Regions from separate parts of the Homo sapiens genome. Here region 1 is linked to region 2. The links are chromatin loops, found by intact Hi-C in ENCODE. Cell type or tissue: HCT116. All regions are shown on one strand. Each heading gives the region's core, and the rest is flanking DNA. Links, peaks and the distances in the headings are about the cores only.

The links. A loop is a pair of places that touch in the nucleus more often than their neighbours do. Peaks named below come from ENCODE experiments on the same cell type or tissue, not always from the same donor. Only the 100,000 strongest peaks of a DNase experiment are listed, where the experiment ranks them.
Region 1: it touches region 2 in a loop (7-fold over the local background); 3 of 110 quality-filtered maps call a loop at or near these places.

Annotation. Positions count from the first base shown.
Region 1 is chr1:88,980,488-88,991,689 of GRCh38, forward strand. It overlaps KYAT3 (kynurenine aminotransferase 3), which reads right to left. Exons shown (of 14, transcript NM_001008661.3): 2 at 7,765-7,864. The coding sequence starts at 7,863. RBMXL1 (RBMX like 1) reads right to left here. Exons shown (of 3, transcript NM_001162536.3): 2 at 7,765-7,864; 3 at 1-3,579. The coding sequence starts at 3,339. The coding sequence ends at 2,167. Among named protein-coding and RNA genes, the nearest start is that of KYAT3, 6.5 kb to the right of the region's middle. RefSeq lists an enhancer at 10,711-11,202. In HCT116, for the core only: a CTCF peak has its summit at 3,536 (motif pointing right); DNase peaks (open chromatin) are centred at 3,574, 4,764 and 5,374; H3K4me3 peaks cover 1,235 bases; H3K27ac peaks cover 2,267 bases.
Region 2 is chr1:88,730,115-88,741,316 of GRCh38, forward strand. It overlaps PKN2 (protein kinase N2), which reads left to right. Exons shown (of 22, transcript NM_006256.4): 2 at 10,874-11,174. Among named protein-coding and RNA genes, the nearest start is that of PKN2-AS1, 51 kb to the left of the region's middle. In HCT116, for the core only: a CTCF peak has its summit at 6,712 (motif pointing right); a DNase peak (open chromatin) is centred at 6,697.

The sequences.
Region 1 (11,202 bases), core at 485-8,484, 250 kb after region 2:
AAAAGTGATCTATAATACCCAAGTTCTATGTTCAACTACCACTTAAACAAGGAAAACATTTTCTAATATCATTCTGTTTTACAACCAGTATAAACCCAGAAGAATCAAGATCTGATTCTTTTTCCACACGTCTGCTAGTTCAGTAAACTATTTATCAAACAGGTGTCTGGTCATTTTAACATACTCCTTGCTTTGAACAATATTCATTCATATTTGGTACAAACTCTATATCCTATATTTAGGATATCTAAATATTTTAAATATTTAGGATATCTTAAGAGCCAAAAGGTCCTCACAGAAGCTTTAACCCAAGTAATCATAAGAATATGGAAGGATTCGGCTAAGACAACTATGGAAGTGTAACAACCACATAAATTTGGTCATTACCCTTGTGGTCTGTGATTAGTAGTAGTCTGCCAAATGAGAGTTAAAAATGTTGTACTTACTATCCCTAGTTGCAAATGTTAAAACATGACAGTGCCATAATTACAACAAAAAAAATTAGAAGTTGAGTTAGTTCCTCTAATCCAACAACTCAAGTCTGTTTCCTTTGAGAACATTACACTATTGGCTCTAGTCTCCAAAGCAATAAACTAAAACTTGTTTCCAAGACGGGGAGGTAAAGCAGGCTTATAAAACAATACAGCAAAAGAAAGCCAAGTGGCCCAATTGTTTCCAGTGTGTTTGCCATCTTAGCATGGTTGTTACTTTCCAGATGTCACTCATAAGTTTTATTCTACAACTAAACTGTTTGTGGATAAGCCACCACAAAAAAATGTTTCACTTACTGACAAGACACTTCACCAGATAGAGCTACCACTTATATCCATCATTTTTATAATTCATCTTAAGTTCTAAATTGAAGAGTTGTCCCCATGACTTTAGCTAAACAAAATGAAACCCAAAGCTGTAAAATCTGTGTAAAGGACCACGAGAACCTCCTGACTACCTCCACTTACCAATTTCCTTAATTACTTCCCCTTTTCCATTTGGTCAATTACTTAAGTAACTACCACTCACTCCCTAGTTATGAGTGTTAATCAACACTGATGCCTTCCTGAGATCCACAGGAACCCTTGAAGGCAAAATCTATTGCCTGCACCAAACCAATTCTGACAGCACTGCTTATGCAACTGCACTGACTTACCAACAATCAGCCGCCTTCTGCTTCAACAACTCTTAGCATTTGATTTCTCTTACTGCCAGCGTTATCTACTGTGAATCAATCAGCACTCCACAAACATAATGAGCACAATCTTCAACCATCTTTGCTGTTTCACAGGCATTTGATGCTTTAAATCTGATGTGGAATGCTGATAGATTCACTTTTTAGAAGTCATAAGCCTTTAGGAAGTTGGAGATAAATTCATTGCTTATCTATTTTCTCCTTTGCAATCAAGCTGTTCCTTTAAAAGTGAGACATTAGAGTTGCAAAAATTTGAAAGAGTAAGAGCAAGCACCTTTGCAGCTTCATGGTTGGTTTTGGCCAAACTTTTTATTTAGTATTCCGTAGTTGTTTAGCACACACTTAAATGGTCTTATTGTGGGAGGGGAAAGGGGAGGTTCTTGCAGATTCCCAAGGAAATGTCAGAAAGGCAAAATGGCCAGCATTATCCATTTGCTTTTTTTGGGTTTACTGGGTGAATAGCACTTTCCTTACATAGGCATCTGATTTCAGGTTTTGCATACTGAGAACAGTGAGATTTCAGTTAGAAAACACCCTGAAATCTTATGAGTAGCATACTCCAACCACCCTCTAATAGCTAGCTTGTTTGTATAGGCAGAATGATTCATCTCTCCATTTTAGTTGGCTAGATGTTTTGTGGAAGATCTTAGAATTGCTTGCCTCATTTACTGGGAAAAACCAGATAGGAAGTGGTCTTTAGGGACACCTTTACTTGGAAAGTTACAACACTAGTACTACAAGGCTTAACACATTTAACATTTGCTTGTTGAAAAGCAATGTCATAAAGTCAAATAAAATTAAACATGTTTTACTTTTTTCCTCACAAGAACATAAAAATTACGGAAGGGACTTAACAGGGAATTTAAAAAAGGTAACACAATTTTTCCTTTTAGTAGTCCTTGGGTAGTTATGATAGAATAGTTTCCACTCTTTTTTTTGTTTCTTTGAACTGGGATTTTGGTCCAAAGTTTTGTTTGTTTCTAGTATCTGCTTCTGCCTCCCCCTCTATCAGATCGGCTTCCTCCAGGGCCAGCACCTCTTGGTGCTCCGCGGCTTGAACTGCTGTAGGAATCACGTGAAGAAGGGTACCCCCTTTCTACAGAAGGGGGAAGCCCTCTTTCTTGTCTGCCAACCCTGTCACAACTTGAGTAGAGATCACTTCGGCTGCTTGAGTAACTGTCTCGACTTCCACCATATCCATCACGTGAGCTGCTATAATCATCATAGCGACTGCTTCCACCATAAGATGGCGGGGGCCCTCGTGTAAGTGGAGCACTACGTGAGTTACCATAACTCTCATATGAATCTCTGTAGGAACCTCCACTTGGATGATCTGAATAGTCACGATCACGACCATATCCATCTCTATCGCCATAGCCTCTTGATGGATAGTCATCACGTGAACTGGAATGACCATAATCACGGTAAGTATAATCTCGTGGTGGTGGTGCATAATCTCTTGTATCACGAGAACTTGGGTAATCTCTGCTTGAATAGCTGTCTTTAGTAGAATACCCATCATCTCTTGGGGACAAATAAACATCTCTACGAGAGGGGAGCGGTTCCCTTCGAGGTGGACCTCCATAACTATCTCTTCCACGTGATAGAGGAGCTCTTCCTCCCATTCCACTGCTGCTGCGAACTAGTCCTGAAGGTGCAGATCTCTTAGGAGAAGGACCCCCACTTCTTGGTGGTGGTCCTCTTTTTACTGGGAGTGGTCCCCTGGAAGAACTCATGTTAAAATTCATGGAATATCCACCATCATCCATGTGTCCTCCTCGTGAAGGAGGTCCCCTGGTTCCTCCACTTCCTCCTCTTCCAGCTCCAAAACCTCTTGGAGGACCTCTACTTCTTGGAGGTGGGGGCGGTCCATGTCTACCTCTTTCAAATGATGGTTTGGTGGCTTGTTCCACCTTGATGGCTTTTCCATCTAATGACTTTCCATTCATGTCTCTGGCTGCATCCTTAGCGTCTGCTGGGCTTTCAAAGGTGACAAAAGCAAATCCTCTTGATTTGTTGGTTTCACGGTCTTTTATCAAGAGTACTTCCACTATTCGTCCATATTTGCCAAATACTGTTTCAAGAGCTTTCTCATTTGTTTCCGTATTAAGCCCACCAATGAAGAGCTTTCCTGGGCGATCTGCTTCAACCATTTTTTTTTTTGCCGGTGAGTCGGAGGGGTGACAGTGGGTTCAAGCTCCAACAAGCTCGCCGACAGGGGCTTCCTAGCAGCTCAGCACCAGTGGCGGCTGTCAGTTAGGAGGACTGAACCGCGAAGCCGCTAGCACTACTGCGCAATCTGGATGCTTTTTAAGGTATGGCTATCCATTCAAAAAACCAGGAAAATTACTTTCTTTTGCCACTAGATGGCAGAGGAAAACAACAGAATGTTCCTGTAATGGTGGAAGAAATGAAAGTAAAACTCAGAAGTGGAAATGTAAAGCAGGGAAAGATGCTTAAAGATACATAAAAAATGCAATTATATTAAGCTCAAAAGTGTGTATAATTAACAGGAGCCCTTTTTTTGTTGCTTTTTTTTTTTTTTTTTTTTTTTTTTGTAGACAGGAGTCTCACAGTGTTGCCCAGGCTGGAGTGCAGCGGCGCAATCTTGGCTCACTGCAACCTCTGCCTCCCAGGCTCAAGCCATTCTTGTGCCTCAGCCACCTGAGTAGCTTGGATTACCGGCATGCGCCACCACACCTGGCTAATTTTTGTATTTTAGTAGAGCAGGGTTTCACCATGTTGGCCATGCTGGTATGGAACTCCTAGCCCAAGTGATCCGCCTGCCTCGGCCTCCCAGTGTTGGGATTATAAGGGTGAGCTACCACGGCTGGCCTTAACTGGAACTTTGAAACAACATATAGTTTGTTACTTTATTTTATAAAGAATTATTTGTGCCTGATACGCTGTAGCTATTTAACATCTGTTGACTGAACAGATCTGCTGAGTGAAAGGGAAGCAATTTGGACTCCCTCTGAGAGATAATGTATTTGGGGAAAAAATTGTACTTCAATAGAAAACTATGCACTGGCCACAGCACAGCTTTAGGGCTGATATTTGCAGGGCTAGAATTTGCCTTTGAGTTATTCTGGGCTTTTGTAAATTGAAGCTAAGTGACAGGCATGCAAATTCTGGTTCTAGCATTTTGATTATCTTCCCTCCACCCTGTAGAAAAAACAGTTTTGCCTTCATTTGCAATCCAATTCCTTTACTACATATGAATTTGTGCTTTTTGACTTTCCATATGTACTGGTTATAACTTCTGTCTGGTTACTTCATATCACATGAGTGAAATAAAAATCTTTAGCACATGTTCATTTTTATATTTGTATGAGTCATGATTTAACCTTTTTCTGAAAATTATATTTTAACAATTACTTCAGAGAAACAAGCTTATTGGAAACAAGGCTTTCTCTAAATCTGAAAGCTGATAACAGCTAAATACATGGCTGGAATGCCAGAAATGGAGTCAGGCCAAGTGGAGAACAAAAAGCCTGGTTTATTCTCTCAAAAAAAATTGGGTTCAAGCCAAGACCTTGGAAGAGTGAGTAAGTGAAGGGAGTGCGTGAGTATTGTCCTCACCCATATCAATAGGCCTGGGGCCCTTCTGCCTGCCTACACTGTGTAATCTCAGCTCCCCCAATCACAGCTATAAATCAGAGTTGGACAGTCAGGCTGAACCAATCAAGACAACTAGAAGTTTGGGTTTGAGGCTGAGAAACAGGCTGTTTCTTCTGGGCACATGAAACAGAAGATTGGTAAGTTTGAATCTGGGCAAGTCTGTGTTCAATCCCTCACACACATGCCATGTTCTGTGCCAAAAACACACCTACGTTCCAAGTATATTGTTCAAGGTTGTTTAATGCAAAGAGCTTTCAAGCCAGATAGATCTTAGTTCAAAATTAAACATCAAAACTCCTAGTGTGTGAAGTAGGCAGGTTACCTGACATCTCTGAAATTCAGTTTCCTTATTTGCTAAGCAGGAAAATGAATACCTGCCCCATGTAAGTGCTATGGCAATTAAATGAGGCAAAGCCATAAGCAGAAAAATATAGTTCATGGCATACAATATATATACTCCAAAACTAGTGCCCACTCAGAAAGTAGGAAAGATTCTCTTAGATACAAGTAAGGATGAGTAACTTTGCACTAAAGGAGGCAAAGAGATATTGGGTATGGACTAAATGTACAAAAGGTGATACTTTCACATCAAAAGAGAGGGTTGGGCTGGACGCAGTGACTCATGCCTGTAATCTCAGCACTTTGGGAGGCTGAGGAGGGTGGATCACTTGAGCCCAGTAGTTTGAGACCAGCCTGGCCAACATGGCAAAACCCCGTCTCTACAAAAAATACAAATATTGGCCGGGAGTGGTGGCGGGCACCTATAGTCCCAGCTACTCAGGAGGCTGAGGCAGGAGAATTGCTTGAACCCGAGAGGCGGAGGCTGCAGTGAGCCGAGATTGCGCCATTGCACTCCAGCCTGGGCGGCAAGAGTGAGAGACTGTATGAAAAAAAAAAAAGAGAGAGAGAGAGAGACAGAGAGAGTTGATTTCCTTAAGGAAGGACAGACCTAAGGAAAAGGTTTTGTCCAGTGTTGCTTTTGCGCTTCTCTGGTGGACATTTAAATTTTAGACTCTCTTAAAAAAAAAAAAATTAATAGACTATTTTAGGGCCAGGCGCGGTGGCTCACGCCTGTAATCCCAGCACTTTGGGAGGCCGAGGCAGGTGGATCACAAGGTCAGGAGATTGAGACCATCCTGGACTACAGGTGTGTGCCCAGCTAATGTTTTGTATGTTTAATAGAGATGAGGTTTTGCCATGTTGCCCAGGCTGGTCTTGAACTCCTGGTCTCAAGCGATCCACTGGCCTCAGCCTCCCAAAGTGCTGGGATTGCAGGTGTTAGCCACTGCGCCCCGCCTACATTTTTCCTTTAGCATTCAAAACATTCTTTAAAATTAGAGAATATGTAAAATGTTTTTGTAAAAAAGCAAGTAATACAGGAAAATACAGCCTATCCTTCATTCTATTCCCTTCCCGGCAGATTTTCATGACATTAAGGATGATGTGGATGAAACGAATATTCTAAGTAAGTTCACAGTAACTTATCTGGCTGGTTCTGACAAGTCTTTCTTGATTTAAACTTATCACTATTGCTTTTGTAACACTGGCCAGTGTTTTTCATTCGTCCAGCAATAGGAAGAATATTTATCTTTATCCCTGTGCGACTATTTTAAATGCAAAGCCTCTGATGAACTGTAGACACTTTTCCAATGTAGTTAAAATGATACAAACACTTTGGCAGTTACTTAATTAAACATAAAGCTACCACACAACCCAACCATTCCACTGCTAGGTATGGAGAGGGGTTAGTGCTATCCCAAATAGTCCACAAGTTTGAATAATGCATTGTCAGTGGTTTTTGCCTGGGACATACATCAGAATCAGCTGGAAAGATTTTTCAAAATACATTCCAGATATGTAGAATTAGAATGCATAATGGTGAGCCCTGGCATACGTAGTCTAATAAAAGTTCCACAAATGAGGATTGTGCACACAAATGCCCTTTTAGTGCCATGGTTTCATATGTTCACCTTGGGGAAGCACAACCACTTCCCTGGCTTCAACCGACTTCTATGTTGGGAGAGGGCCTGAAAAAGGTGGTCACGGTGGCATAAAGAGGAGAGAATTCAAGACAGTTATGAGGTAGAATTCATAAGATTTACATATAGAAGACACTGATGATGGTTTTTATGAAAATTTTAAACCACTGAGAAAATTTTAAACCAGTTGAGAGATTAGAATTAGGTTGAATACAAAATTGTCAATATTCAACCAGTTATGACAAAAATGGTACTTCATATGCCAAAAATGGAATTTTCATACAAAAATAGCAATTTCATATACTTTAACCTAATATAAAACACTCATATGCACACTACCCAGATTCAGTAATTCTCAAGATTTTGCCTCTTTTTTTCTGTAATTGCTGAGTAACTTTAGAATAAATCTTAGACCTTAGGTCATTACATCCCTACATACTTGGCATATTATCTAAAAAATATTGCTACTTATATAACTGCAATTTCATTACCACACCTCACCAACAATAATTTCTTGTTAACATCTAATACCCAGTCCACATTCGTATCTCTCTGATTGTCTTTAAAAAATGTCTTTCTGCATTTTGGTTGACTGAATCAAGTTCCTAAAGCAGATGTACGTATTGTATTTGGTGGTTATGGGTTTTAAACCTTTTTCGATCCCTGAGCAGTCCTCCTGAAATATCCTCTTCTACTTTTTTCCCATGCCACTGGACCTATATTCATAACTTGAAGGGTTTTGTGAAGACAAAATGAGGTAATGAATATATAATGACCAGCACATGGCCTGATCCACAGACAGGCAAGCAGTTGCTCAGTGAATGTCAATTCTAGTCAATGACAAGAGACACCTTCAGCATATGTAATAGAAATGTTCATTTCAATAAAGTATTTGTAAAAAAGCATCTGAAAAATTACATATTTTTTGGACAGTGCAGAATATGTACAATAATTTATCTGTAAGTAAGCAATACCTACAGCAGAAGTAGAGAATCCGAGGATTTTGGAAGAAGAAATTGTCTTCAGGAATTTTGCTCTACCGCTAAGAGAGCAGAGGCTCCTCTGGGCCAAAAACATGCTATTAAATAAAAGAAAAATTGAGAAGAGGAATAAATATATGATGGGTACATCACTATCAGACACTTACAGCTAGCTGATGTATCATAAGCTTACGTAAAATCCAAGTAAACATTTTTGATAAGTGAGTTTGCTTTCTTTCAAGTTTTCTTTCTATGATATAATCTCTCATCACTGGAGGCATTCTAATAAATGTATTCTTCCTACACAAATTTATATTCACATCATTTTAAACTAGAGAGCTTTAAGAATATTCTTAATTAAAAAAATAAGGCTTTAATTTAGTCAAGAGCATTAAATTTCAGAAAGTGAAAGTTCCATTTCTAGCAGCTATAAAATCCAGAGTATTTCAATCTAGGAACTACTCAAATTTCAGAATCCTCTGGATAACAGTCACTAGTAAAAGCATAGTTTGTAACAGTAAATTAAAGTTGTTAGAAACAGTTATTTAAAAAGTTGTTTGAAAAGACGAATGATAGTAGGTCCTTGATAAATATAAAGAATATATGAGTGAATCTTAGGTTATTCTGAAGGTACTTCCTCCAACAATTCCCACAAGCCATTTTAGTGGATTCCAGTGGCATGATAGGCATGCATTCTGAATTGCTTCTCTACCTGTAAGTATAAAATTGATATCCGTCATGGGTAAATGGAGGAAGATCAAGGCAATGAAACTATTACAATACTGCCACTTAGAAGTGGAAAGAAAACCCAGCTTTCTAAAAACATTCAGGCAAATAGATATTTCTCATAAGGTTTTACTCTGAGAATGTTGTTCTCTTAAGTCTACTGTATAAGGCTGCTGTATCAGTGGATGGCATGTCGTCTAACAGTTATCAAACCTTAGAGAAAAAGAGACCTAATCTATGGAAACTAAATAGAGCTTCTATATAAAACGCTAACAAATCAAACCCAGTAGTATACAAGAAGGATAATACATCATGACCAAGGGGGGTTGGGTTTATATAAGAAACCTATTAATGTGATTCACCACATTAAGAGATTAAAGCAGAATTCAATCTTAAAAAAAGTTTCTATCTGTAGTCAAGTTATGGACTCTTGCTGGGCCTCAGTTTCTCCATTTTTCACAATAGGTGAATAAATTAATAAGGTTTGAGTTAAAGCAAGCAAGTAGCGGGAACCCTCTAACGACATAAAGATACAATGGAATTTGCTGATTATGGCGCAGCTGTCCCAAAAGACACAGCTGAAACTTTGGAAAATGGAAGAGAAAGGAAGACCTGGGTCAGTTGCCAGGAATTACATTGCATGATGGAGGTAATGTGCTAATAATAAAAGCAAGTAAGCTTGGAGTGCAGCTTCTGGGAGATTTCACCCCAGACTGGGTGAGCCATACTCTCTAGGTACCAGGCCTCAATGCCCACCTTCCTTCTTAGGGAGCTGCCCCTAAATCTAAGTCTACTTGTTTTCATCTTGAAATCTCAAAGCCTAAATCCCAAACCCCTCTCTCCTATCTGTCTTCTACAGCACATTACCTCCATCATGCAATGTACTTCCTGGCTGTGGACTGCTGGAGAAAGTCCCACGGGATATTGGTTTCACCACAGATTTGTGGTCATCAGTCTTAAATTGACCCCCAACACTGCAGCATTTCTACTATATTTTGTAGGTAACACTTGTCTCCCATAGTCCAAAATGATTCTTTAAATTTTTCCCACACTCCTTTAAACTAAATCCCTCTACCTTCTTCCTCAGTCCAAGCAGATTGCGCTCTCTACTTTCCCAAATCTAAAAAATCCTTGTTTTTTCCTTCCCAGTATAATAAAGGAAATTACCCTCCTTTAAAAGGATCGCCTCTCCTCCACGACTTAGATCTCATTCCCTCTACGGATACCTTGCTTCACTGATTATTACCTCTTTACTCCTGCATATTCAACTTTGTTTGTCTCTCCCGGTTAAAAAACATAAAAAACAAACAAAAAACACAAAAAATAAAACTCTTGACTGTACCATCTCCCTGTTGCTCATTTTACTAGCTCTCTCCTTTTCCTCAATCTACGCTCCTCAACCCAGTGCAGTCTGACTTTTCACCCATTACTCCATAATGGCAACTCTTGCTAAAGTCAGTTTTGACCTTCATATTGTTAAATCCAGTGGACATTTTGCAATTCTCACTTTCCTAGAGCTCTCTGCAGCTTTAGATACTGGCAGGCAAGCCCTTTTTCCCCTGAGAAACACCATGTCCCCTTGGCTTTTGACATCTTACAATCTCTCATTTATCTCCTGCCTCTCCCACAATCCGCCATTGAATGATGGAATTCCAAGACCTAGACCTAGGCTCTCTTTCCATCTCACTTATGACCCTCTCACTAGGTAATCTCATTGTGTAAGGAACTGTGGGAGCATAGGTGAAAAAATGGCTCTGAAGAAATCTAAGCAGGCTGATAAAAAATGCAGACTCAGAACCTTTGAATCAAGCTAGTTTACATCTGCATTTTATTAAGTATTTTGAGCAGCATTTTCTAATGCAATCAACATTGCATATATATATATTCACAAATGAGATAAATACATTAAATTTAGATGTCATCGAAAAGTTGGAGAAAATAAAAAGGTATATGGCTTTTAATTCTAAACAATATTTTCATTGTATTTTTCTAGTTTCTCCCTAAAAACAATTTCTGTGAAGAAAACCTGGCAACTTATGAATCAGGATGATCTACGTGATCTAATTATAGCATATTATGCATAAAGTCCATATTCCAAAACGCATGATCTATAGAAATGAAACTGTCGATTTATTATCAACGGTTTAGACTGTTTAAAATGAAGATTCAGAAAGTATGCTTGGCAGATTTGGGGGTGGCCCGAAGCTGAGAAAGCTGGTGAATTTTGGGGGGCCGAATATAAAGCTAAAAGGCAGACAAGCCCGTCAAAATAAATCCTAAGAAACTTAAAGCTCTAGACTTAAATCCAAATGATCAATTTATACTTCACACATGGGGAGGAGAGGTAGTAAGAGATTTAATTTGACAAAGTCCAGAACATCTGGGTTAACTGCAAGTTCAAGCAAGATTAACATGAGGCAAAAAGGGCTACAGCTAATAATGCGCCGCCCACACTGTTACAAGAGTCCGACCACTGTAAAGATGATTTTCCTTTCACACTCTACCTTGTTAGTTTGCTTCTAGAATGTTTATAAGGTTCACCGATACAACAGAGGGTATCTAGACGGTGAACAAAGTCCTGGACGGGGGAGTACAGTGGAAGGATGCGCTTCAAAGCCACGTCTTTAGAACAAGAGCGGAAAGAATTAGCCAAAGTTGGGCAGCATATGCTTTAAGGAGACACGAGCCTGAAATTGCTGAAAAACTGTTC
Region 2 (11,202 bases), core at 1,910-9,909:
AGATTGTGCCACTGCACTCCAGCCTGGGCGACAGAACGAGACTCCGTCTCAAAAAAAAAAAAACACCAGTCTTTATATGGCCTACAGGGCCCTATATGATCTTGCCTTAACCAAATAGGGATTTATTTTCCATCTGAAACAAGAAGTAGAAAGGTAGCCAGTCTAGGGCTTGTGTAGCAGTTCAGTAAGGCCATCAGGGACCCAGAAACAAGAAGTAGAAAGGTAGCCAGTCTAGGGCTTGTATAGCAGTGCCCAGTAAGGCCATCAGGGACCCAGGCTCTCTCTCTTTCTGCTCTGCCATCCTTAGTGTATTGGGTTTTGTCCTGTTTGTTCCTCGTTACAAGATGACTGCTGTACTTTCAAGCCTTGGGTCTGCATTCTTGGCAAATAGAAAAGGAGAAGTAAAAGCTTTCATCAAAATCCTGGATTTAGTTCTCTTTGATGAAACTTGGTAATGTGGTTACTTCTGGCTGCAGGAGAGCCTGGTGAAATGAGAATTTTAGCTGTAGACATTGTTTCATCTAACAAAATGGGAGGTTTTCTTTTTTATTATTGTTTTTTAAGTGAGGATAATAGGAGGATGCTATTATGTAGGCACCCAGCACTATCTGCTTCAGTACCAACTATGTGCCAGAAACTGTACTGTTGCTATGAAAGCATATTTTTTCAGTGGGCATGGCCGTTATGAGACTTAAAAATAATATGGTCAGGCAGTTATAATAATTCCATTTCACAGATGAGGAAATCGAAGCTTTAGCATGATTGCAGTATCAGAATTTATACATGGTCATTCTGATGCCAAATGCTTCATTATTTCCATAACACAACATTCTAACTGAGCCTTCTGTTCAAAACAAACAAACAAAAAACACAATATGGCCTACATTTGTGTGAAGCCTTTGCTGCTCTTTCAAATTATATTTGGTTTTCATGTCTGTCTTCTTTAATAAATTGAATACCAGAAAGAAAGAAGGATCAGGTCATTTTTATCTTTATATTTCATTACCTAGAACTCAATGCATGTTTTGAATAAAGTTTTTTTTTAAACCTTGTATGATAGGGAAACCGAAAGATAGATAAGCAAACAGGTACAGATAAGTAGGATAATACGCTTGAATTGGATAGCCAGTACACTGGGCTTGTGTTTGAACTGGTTTCTTGCTTTCTAGTTGAGAGCACTTTCCTTTTGAGGCACAGAATGTTGGATTAGGATGAAATTAGAGAAGAAGAAATGTGTTCTGCTAATATCCCTGGCTTAAGGCAGGTAATATCTATTAATGCAAATCAATCTGGTCAAGATGTAGTTCAAATATAGATAAACGGGTATTTCAGAGGGCCCCTGGAAGAAGATGGTATGGAGTAAATAAAAACGCAATTTACCAGGAGTCAGAAGGACTAGTAAGCTGAACCCAGCCAGGTCTCTGACAGCTGGTTGCTTAGCTGCTTTAAGCATGCTTTCCCCAAGACTAAAATCAAGAAAGTTAGACTAAATGGTTTTTGAAATTCCTTCTAGCTAACATAGTATATGAATCATTGTATCCAGTGAGTTTTTATGGGTACTCTAACATTTCTTGGCATCTATCAGGTCAGACTGTTTTATATTTCTGAAATGTAGAGAGAGTAACAGCTTTTTCACTACTCTGGGAACTGGGCCAGTGAGGAGTAAACATCCTCTCCTGTCTCTCCCTAAATGAAGTACTTGGTCACGAGTGACAGTCCATTTTCATTTTGTTCTTTGAATCTGGTCTTGTTCTTATTTCAGTGTTTTTCTTAACTTTACTGTGAGTTTGTTGAAGTATATTAAATTGAAAATGTCAGTTTATGTTTGAGTCTAAAAATAAGAATTTCATTATTGTACAAAGTAAAAGTCATTGTATTTACCAAATACATATTATCACATTTGTGTATTTGAAATACTTGACTGGCACATGAGGTAATTTAATTACAATGTACTGTGTAGTCTGTAGTTTGGTCCCTTGTAGTAGAATTGTGTTGAATGAAAGTGGCAAGGTTAAGTAGCAGATATAATGTAGTATAAGATATGATTATAAGCTTTTACATTTTCCACAATTGAAATAAAGTTAATATTACTTTTGGTTCTTTTGGTTTCTTTTAAATAATGTCTTTTCCTTATTAGGCAAGGTTAAAAAAAGAAGTGGAGAAAATTTTATTGTCAAAAAAATAGAGAAAACATGGAAAACTTTGAAAAATAAAATGGAAATCCCTCTTAATTTATCTTTCCCTCTATTTTTAAAGTTCTTATTTTTAACATAACTTGAAATAAAAGTGTGTTTACACAGCAGTATATCAGCTGCATATACTGCTGTTAACTAATCAAGGGCACAAATAAGGGAAACCTTTCTTTATTCGCTAGCTGACTTGAAATTCTTTTGTTATGACACTTAGGTAGCATCTTGAACTTTCTCTTTTCTAAAGTTGGTTTAAAGCCCTGATATTTGTAAGCTTTATAAGGGAGTCTGTCTGTGCCCAATACAGTGCATTGAACATATTATTAATTTTAAAATTATTGAATTGACCATTCTATATAACAAAAATTTCTAATTATTATCTTAGGTTAGATTTCTTGAGTTTTATAATTCTATGTCAAAGAGAAACACTATTTTTAAATTTCTTGTTTTATATTCCCAACTTTTTAAATGAAGTCTTGTAAGTGGATAAATAAAATATAGTATATATACACAATGGAATATTATTCAGTCATAAATAATGAAATCTTGTCATTTCAGACAACGTGAATGTACCTAGAGGACACTAAGCCAGGCACAGAAAGACAAATACCACATGATCTCATTCATAGGTGGAATCTAAAAGGTTGTTCTCATAGAGGTAGAGAGTAGAATGGTAGTTATGAGAGGACGAGAGGGGAGCAGGGAAAAACGGGTAGGGAAGGATGGGTTAATGGGTACAAAAAAGTTGGGAATATGTAACAAGAAACATAAAAATAGTTATTCTCTTTGATAGACATTTAGGTTGATTCCATATCTTGGCTATTGTGAATAATGCTGTAATAAACATAGGAGTGCAGATATCTGTAAAACATACTGATTTCATTTTCTTTGGATATATATACCCAGTAGTGGGATTTATCGGATCATGTGGTAGTTCTGTTTAAAATTTTTTGAGTAGCCTTCATGCTGTTTTCCATAATGGCTATACATTCCCACCAGCAGTGTATAAGGGTTCCCTTTTATCCATACCCTCATCAACACCTGCTATCTTTTGATTTTTTGAGAGTACCTATTCTAACTAGAGTGATGTGATATCTCATTATAGTTTTGACTTGCATTTTTTGATGATTAGTGATGTTGAACATTTTTTCATACACCTGTGGGTTGTTTGTATGTTCTTTTTTTGGAGAAATGTCTATGTAGGCCTTTTGCCCATTTTTTGATCAGGTTATTTGTTTGTTATTGAGTGTTTGAGTTCTTTATATTTGGGTATTAACCCTTTATCAGTTGTGTAGTTTGTAAATGTGTTCTCCCAGTCTATGACTGGCATCCTTGCTCTGTTGATTGTTACCTTTACTATGCAGAAGATTTTTAGTTTGATACAATTCCATTTGTCTATACAGGTTAAATATCCTGTATCTGAAATGCTTACAACCAGAGTGTTTTGGATTTGGGATTTTTTCAGGTTCTGGAATATTTGCATTATACTTAGTGGTTGAGCATTCCAAATCAAATTTTGAAAATTCAAAACGTTCCAATAAGCATTTAGTTCGAGTATCATGTTGGCAATCAAAAGGTTTCATAGTGGCTCACGCCTATAATCCCAACAATTTGGGGGGGTCAAGGCAGGAGGATCACTTGATGCCATCAGTTCAAGACCAGCCTGGGCAATGTAGCAAGACCCTGTCTTTACAAAAGATAAAAATTAGCTAGGCATAGTGGAGCCCACCTGTAGTCTTAGCTACTTGGGAGGCTAAGGTGGGAGGATCACTTGAGCTCAATGTTTCAAGGTTGCTAATGAGCAATGATTGTACCACTGCACTCCAGCCTGGGTAACAGAGTGAGACCCTATCTTTAAAAAAAAAAAAAAAAAATTTGGAGCGTTTTAGAGTTTTGGATTTAGAATGCTCAAACTGTTTTTGCTTTTGTTGCCCATGCTTTTCAGGTTTTGTCCAAAATATTCTTGCCTAGACCAGTGACATGGAGCTTTCCCCTATATTTCCTCCATATTTTCTTCTTGTGATTTTGTAGTTTGGGGTCTTACATTTAAGTCTTTAATCCATTTTGAGTTGAGTTTTGTCTGTGGTGAGAGATAAGAATCTAATTTCATTCTCTCATGTGGATATCCAGTTTTCCCAACACCACTTGTTGCCCTTTTCCCATTGAGTGTACTTGGCCCCTTTGTCAAGAATTAATAAACTGTAGATAGATGATTTATTTCTGGACTGTCTTCTGTTCCATTGATTTGTGTGTCTTTTTTATACCAGTAGCATGCTATTTTGATTACTATAGCTATGTAATGTGTTTTGAAGTCAAGTAGTATGATGCCTCCAGCTTTGTTCTTTTTGCTTTAGATTACTTTGGCTATTTATGTTCTCTTGTTGTCTTTCTTTATGGTTAGGTGATTTTCTCTAGTAATGTGTTTTGATGGTTTCCCTGTTATTTTTGGTGTATTTCTTATAGGTTTTTGCTTTGCAGTTACCATGAAGCTTATGAAAAAAATCTTAAAATGAGATATTTGAAACTGATAGCAACCCAACTTTGATTGTAAAGATAGGAAAAGAAAGAAAAAGCAAACTCTACTTTTAACTCCATTTTCTCCCACATTTGTAATTTTTGATGTCCCATTTTACATCTTATATTACCCATCTCTTGGCAAATTAAAATAGTTATTATTTAATAGTTTTGTCTTTTAGCCTTCATATTAAAGATACAAGTGCTTTATGTATCACATTTATAGTATTATAGTATTCCATCTTCCAGTATACTTACTAGTGAGTTTTATACCTTTAAGATGTTTTCTTGTTACACATTAGAGTCTCTTTCTTCATTTAAAGAACTGTTTTTAGCATTTTTTGTTTGCTTGTATGTTCGAGACAGGGTCTCACTCTGTCCTTCAGGCTAGAGGGCGGTGGTGCGATCATGGCTCACTGCAGTCTTGATCTCATGGACTTGAATGATCCTCCCACCCCAGCCTCCCAAGTATCTGGGACTACAGCCACACGCCACCACACCCAGCTGATTTTTTAATTTTCATTTTTAGTAGAGTCAAAGTCTTGGTATGCCACCCAAGGCCTTGAGCTCCTGAGCTCAAGCAGTCCTTCCACCTTGGCCACCCAAAGGGCTGAGATTACAGATGTGAACCATTGTTCCTGGCCTATTTTTTTTTAACATTTCTTGTAAGACATATCTGATGATGATAAATTCTCTTAGTTTTCATTTGTCTGGCAAAGTCTTTATCTCTGCTTTATTTCTAAAGGATAGCTGTGCTGGGTACAGTATTCTTGGTTGACAGCCCACCCCCCCCCCCCCCACCCCCAATCTTTTTTTTTCTTTAACAATTTGAATATATCATCTCACTCATCCTGACTTATAAGGTTTCTGCTGAGAAGTCTATTGCTAGACAGATTGGGACTTCCTTATATGTTATTTGCTGCTTTTGTTGCTTTCAAAATATTTTTGTCTTTGATCTTTGAGAATTTGATTATGGTATTTCTTGGGGTACACTTATTTGGGCTGTATCTGATTGGTAACCTTTGACCTTTCTGTACCTGGATAATTTGTATCTTTCTCTAGTTTTGGGAAGTTTTGTGTTATTATCTCTTTGAATAAGCTTTCTTCCCATTTGTCATTCTCAATTCCCTCTTGAAGCCCAGTAACCCAAATATTTGCTCTTTTGATACTGTTGCATTGTTCTGTAAACTTCTTCATTCCCTTTTACCCTTTTTTTAATTGTTTCTCCTCCAGCTATGTGTTTTCAAATAGCTTGTCTTCAAGCTCAGATTTTTGTATCTGATAGATTCTGCTGTTGATATTCTCTACTGCATTCATTTTGTTCATCGTATTTTTCAGCTCCAGGATTTCAGTTTGTTTAATCTCTCATGTTTCTCTGATAAATTCCTGGATTCTTCCCCTGTGTTTTATTGAAGTTCATTGAGTTTCCTTAAAACAGCTCTTTTGAATTCTCTGAGACATCACACATCTCCATCACTTTAGGGTTGTTTCCTGGTGCCTTATTTTGTTTGTTGCATGAAATTATGGTTCCTGAATGCTTTCTTAAAATTTTTTTTTTTTGAGACAGAGTCTCACTCACTCTGTTGCCCAGGCTGGAGTGCAGTGGAATGATCTCGGCTCTCTGCAGCCTCTGCCTCTCAGGTTCAAGCAGTTCTCCAACCTTAGCCTCCTGAGTAGCTGAGATTACAGGCATGTACTTCCACTCCTGGCTAATTTTTATATTTTTTAGTAGAGACAGGGTTTTACCATGTTAGACAGACTGGTCTCAAACTCCTGACCTTAGGTAATCCACCCACCTTAGCCTCCCAGTTGTTGGCGTGAGCCACTGTGCCCGACCCCTGAATATTCTTCATGCCTTTGGCCTGCCCTGACATCTGAACATTGAGGGATTAGCTGTTTATTCCCCATTCAAAGCCTGGTGGTGGTTTGTTCCTGTTCTTCCAGAAATTCTAAGCAGGGCGATTATTGTGTTCTTTGAGCCCTTGGCCACTATCACTGTTTCAGCACTAGATGGCACCGTAAGCCCAGGTTTGCAGTGAATTCACAGTTGGTTTGTGTTCTGGCCCAGATTGACTAGGGGAGAGACTGGAGTGTCTCTCTGGGTGTGTGAGTTTCCACTGGGGCCAGGACACGTTAGGCACTGTGTCACTCTGCTCAGTGCTTGGGCCTCACCATGGCATGCTCCAAAGCAACATTGTGTACCTGTTCCCCTCTCATTCTTTCAAGCATCAGTGTCTCCACACTGTGCTGCCTGGGGTTGAGGGAAGGGGTGGAGCAGGCAGTATTGTGGCCAGGACGGCCACCGTAATGCTAGCTCACACCTGAAAACCATAGCTGCCAAGACAAGCACAGCACAGGGATATGCCCAAGACCCATGGAACTATAGCCTGCCTGCTGCTGAGGTTTATTTGTGGCTCAAGTCCACTGCAGACAGACAGTAGTGATGTACCCCTGAGTCTATTCCACTGAGGCCATGTCTCTCTGCCTGACACTGAAATGAGTTCAGAGGCACGGTCTTTGGGTGCCAGCCTGGGATCAGTGGGCCATCAGATTTTGCCCAGTGTGGAGTCTTACCATGGCAGACTTGTCACTGAGTCAAGATCAAAGTACTGCTTTTGTATCCCTCTTTTTCCCCCAGTAGATGGAGGCACTCTCCAAGCTGTGCTGCCTAGGGTTGGAAGAAGAATAATGGGGTCCCAGTCCTGCCACCAGGACTACTACATCCCCGGGGCACCAATCAGGCCCATACCACTGTAGCCTTCCTGCTGCTGAAGTTCACTCATGGCTTGAGGCTACTGTAGATGCCAGAACACAAGTCTGTCATACTGAGGCCACAGGTTTCCACATAGTATCGGGATGGGTCCTTGTCTGCCTAGCTTGGTCTGGGGTTAAGGGGCATGGGGTTCTGCCTGGTGTTGGGTTTCACCACGGCAGACCCAGTGCTGAGCTACAAGTCAAAAGTCCTGCACTCACTTCCCTCTCCTTACCCCAAGTGGGCTGTGTCTCTCTCTGTGCTGTGCTTATAGTTGGGGGAGAGGTGATTCAGGCATTGTACCTCTGTCTTTCCTACCCTCTTCAGTTGATCTTTTCTTAGTAATGCTAAAACCAGATATGGTCATCTCTGATCTGGTTCCTTGGCTCTTGCGAAGTTACTTTCATGCATAGATCATGTTCAAATTTATGTTTCTGTGGGGAGTCAATCGCTGGAGAGTCTTATTCAGCCATCTTGACTCTGCCTCTTCTCCAAATTCTCTTTATCAGATAGAGGGAAGCATGAGTTCCTCAGCAGTGGCAGGTTTTCCTTAATTGTAAAGGAAGAATATTAAATAACATAATGGACAAGTCATTAAAAAACAAACAAACAAAAAAAAACCAAACTAATCTGCCAAGCATAAGCCCTGCCCTCAAATTGCTCATAGTCTTTGAAGAGTGGTCAGATAAAAAAAAGGGGTAATTGTTTCAATAAGGTACACAATATCAGAGCACACAGGAGAGGCATTCAACTAAATTCTAAAGAAAGGCTTTGGACAGGAAATTGTTTCCCAGCAAGAGTTGTTCTTGATCTTTGAAACAAAGTAAAAGTTAACAGGGTCAAGAAGATACTTGAAAGAGATAACTGCAGGAGAAAGGAGAGATGGTGCATACCAAAGGTGAAGCATGCTTAGTGGCTGAGCCAAGAGAGATGATTTCTTGAAGTAAAGTTTTATAATTTGATATGATTGGAGTTTAAGGAACAAAGTGGAAAGAAATGGGAGTTGAGGTAGGCAGTAAACGAAAGTGTTAGGTATTTCTTCTGGCCTATGAGAAATAAGGAATAATTTCCTGAGATATTAAGAGTACCATGAACAAGGAAATTTTGCAGACCTCTGGCTTTGGACATAATATTAAAGAACAAATCTGCGAAAGCAGTTCATAAAGTGTTTTCTGATAAATGTGTAAGGATTGAAACAAAAATATTTGGAGGAATGGAACTAGCTTAAACTATTTTTTATCTAAGCATTTTTTGCCTCAGTCCACTTTACCTGAAACTAGACAATATGAATTTGGGATTTTATTCTTTGACAATAGACATGTGCTAGTGTTGTTGACAACTTGCCAAGGATAGACACTTAAACTTTGGAAACCAAATGGATCGTAGGACTTATATTCCATTATAAATAGTGAAAAATCTAGACAGCATTTTGGCTCAGGTAGAAGATCATTGTTTATCTGTATAGTGACAGATCAGAAATACAACTTCTAACAGGTGTAGATTACCTGTTTTAGGAATTCTTAACCTAGGATCCGTGGAACCTGGTAAGTATACATAACAACATGAAATTTTCTTTGTACTATTTTTTGTTGGCGTTTCAAAGGAATTCTTAGCTAGAAACAGGCTGGGCACGTGTTTCATGCCTGTAAACCCAGCACTTTGGGACGTCAAGGTGGGAGGATCACTTAGGCCAAGAGTTTGAGATCAGCCTGGACAACATGGCAAAATCCCATCTCTACCAGAAAAAAAAAGAGATTTATAGAAATCAACTACTTCATATTTTGCATAATATACCTGCAGGCACAAGGTAAATTGATATGAAAACCAAGACGAGATCCCGTATCACCCATAAGCTCACCCTTTTCACTATTTTGCATGATACATAATTTTTAGAAATTAAGAATGAATGTAGAAAGTACTTGCATCAACTTATTTATATGGGTGTGAGGAATTCTCAAAAAATTAAAGAAAATCTTTGCATTAATTAGGTCTGTGATTCAAAGGTACAAAAAGGCTGCACAGTGTGTCTTTTTCTTTTCCATGTCCTTCATAAACTCAAATCTCCTCCCTAGAGGTAACCATTATCTTTGGTTTCTTGTGTTTCAGAATTTAAACATTTTAAATCCAATGGTATTATAGTAATGGACTTTGAAACAGTAAATGATATAGAAATAGCTAGAACATAACTTTAGTTGTTGTAAATATAGATTAGCTGTGCTTAACTGATTGGATTTTCATTTTAAGGTGACTGTACTGTGTATTGTCTTAGCTTCCATCAATAGAACACAATTTAGAGGTGTTCTCAAGTAATGATGCTTTTGTACTGAGTCAACCAAATTACCAATTGGAGTACTTAGCCTTGAAGTATACAGTTGGCCATTCATATCTGTGGATTCAACATCTGCAGATTCAACCAATTGCAGATTGAAAGTATTAGGGGAAAAAAAAAATAAAAAATAATACAAATAATACAGCATAGCAACTATTTACATACCACTTGTATTGTGTATTATAAATAACTAGAGATTAAAGTATGGGGTGTGTATTTAGATTATATGCAAATACCACACCGTTTTATATAAGTGACTTGGTCATCTTTAGATTGTGGTATATGTGGGATCCTGGAACCAACCTCCCACACATACCAAAGAACAACTGTATAAATGGAGTTCTGAATATAGTTTTCCCAAGCCCTAGTACATTTAATTCATTAACTAAAAAGTGGTCATAAAGGTATCTATTTTGCCAATATTCATTTATTTTTAAGAAGTTTCTTACAGAAGATAAAATGATTCACCTATTGAATTTTTTTATTTGTATAAATTTAAGGGATACAAGTGCAGTTTAGTTACATAAATATATTATGTAGTGATGAAGTCTGGGCTTTTAGTGTTTACCTATAGAATTTAATAATACTTTTTATTTATTAAGTGACTGCAGTGACCCAGTACTTGTATTTAGAACTTCATTTACAATATTTGTGAATTATCACAGTATCTCTAAAAGGTGGCTACTATTATTATTTAGATTTTGTAGACTATTAAAACTGAGTATTTGAAAAGTTAAGTAACTTGCTCAAGGTTCACAGTGTAGGGGTTGGGATCTAACCTGGGTTCCTAAGATACCAAAATCCGCTATCTTTACACAGCCTTTGTGTGTAGATGTGTTCACTTTATTTTAATATAAATGTATTTGTCAAGTAATGCTACTTAGTAGCCAGTGAGTTCTTGAATTTATGATTTTGTATGGTTATAATAAAAGTCAGTAAGTAGTTGGTCTATTGCTTATTAAGGAGATAATTAAATATAGTTAAATGTAATGTAATCAAGAAAGACTCTCTTAGGCTGAAAACACTGCATATTTACTGAGCAGCCAACTCTCCTAAACTCCCACATTTGTATGTTTATTTTTTCTGTAGGGGGATTCCCGAAGTCTTCCGTTTTCTGAGAATGTGAGTGCTGTTCAAAAATTAGACTTTTCAGATACAATGGTGCAGCAGAAATTGGATGATATCAAGGATCGAATTAAGAGAGAAATAAGGAAAGAACTGAAAATCAAAGAAGGAGCTGAAAATCTGAGGAAAGTCACAACAGATAAAAAAAGTTTGGCTTATGTAGACAACATTTTGAAAAAATCAAATAAAAAATTAGAAGAACTACATCACAAGCTGCAGGAATTAAATGCACATATTGTTGTATCAGATCCAGAAGATATTACAGGTATAGTAGTGCTTTATTTGATGTTTAT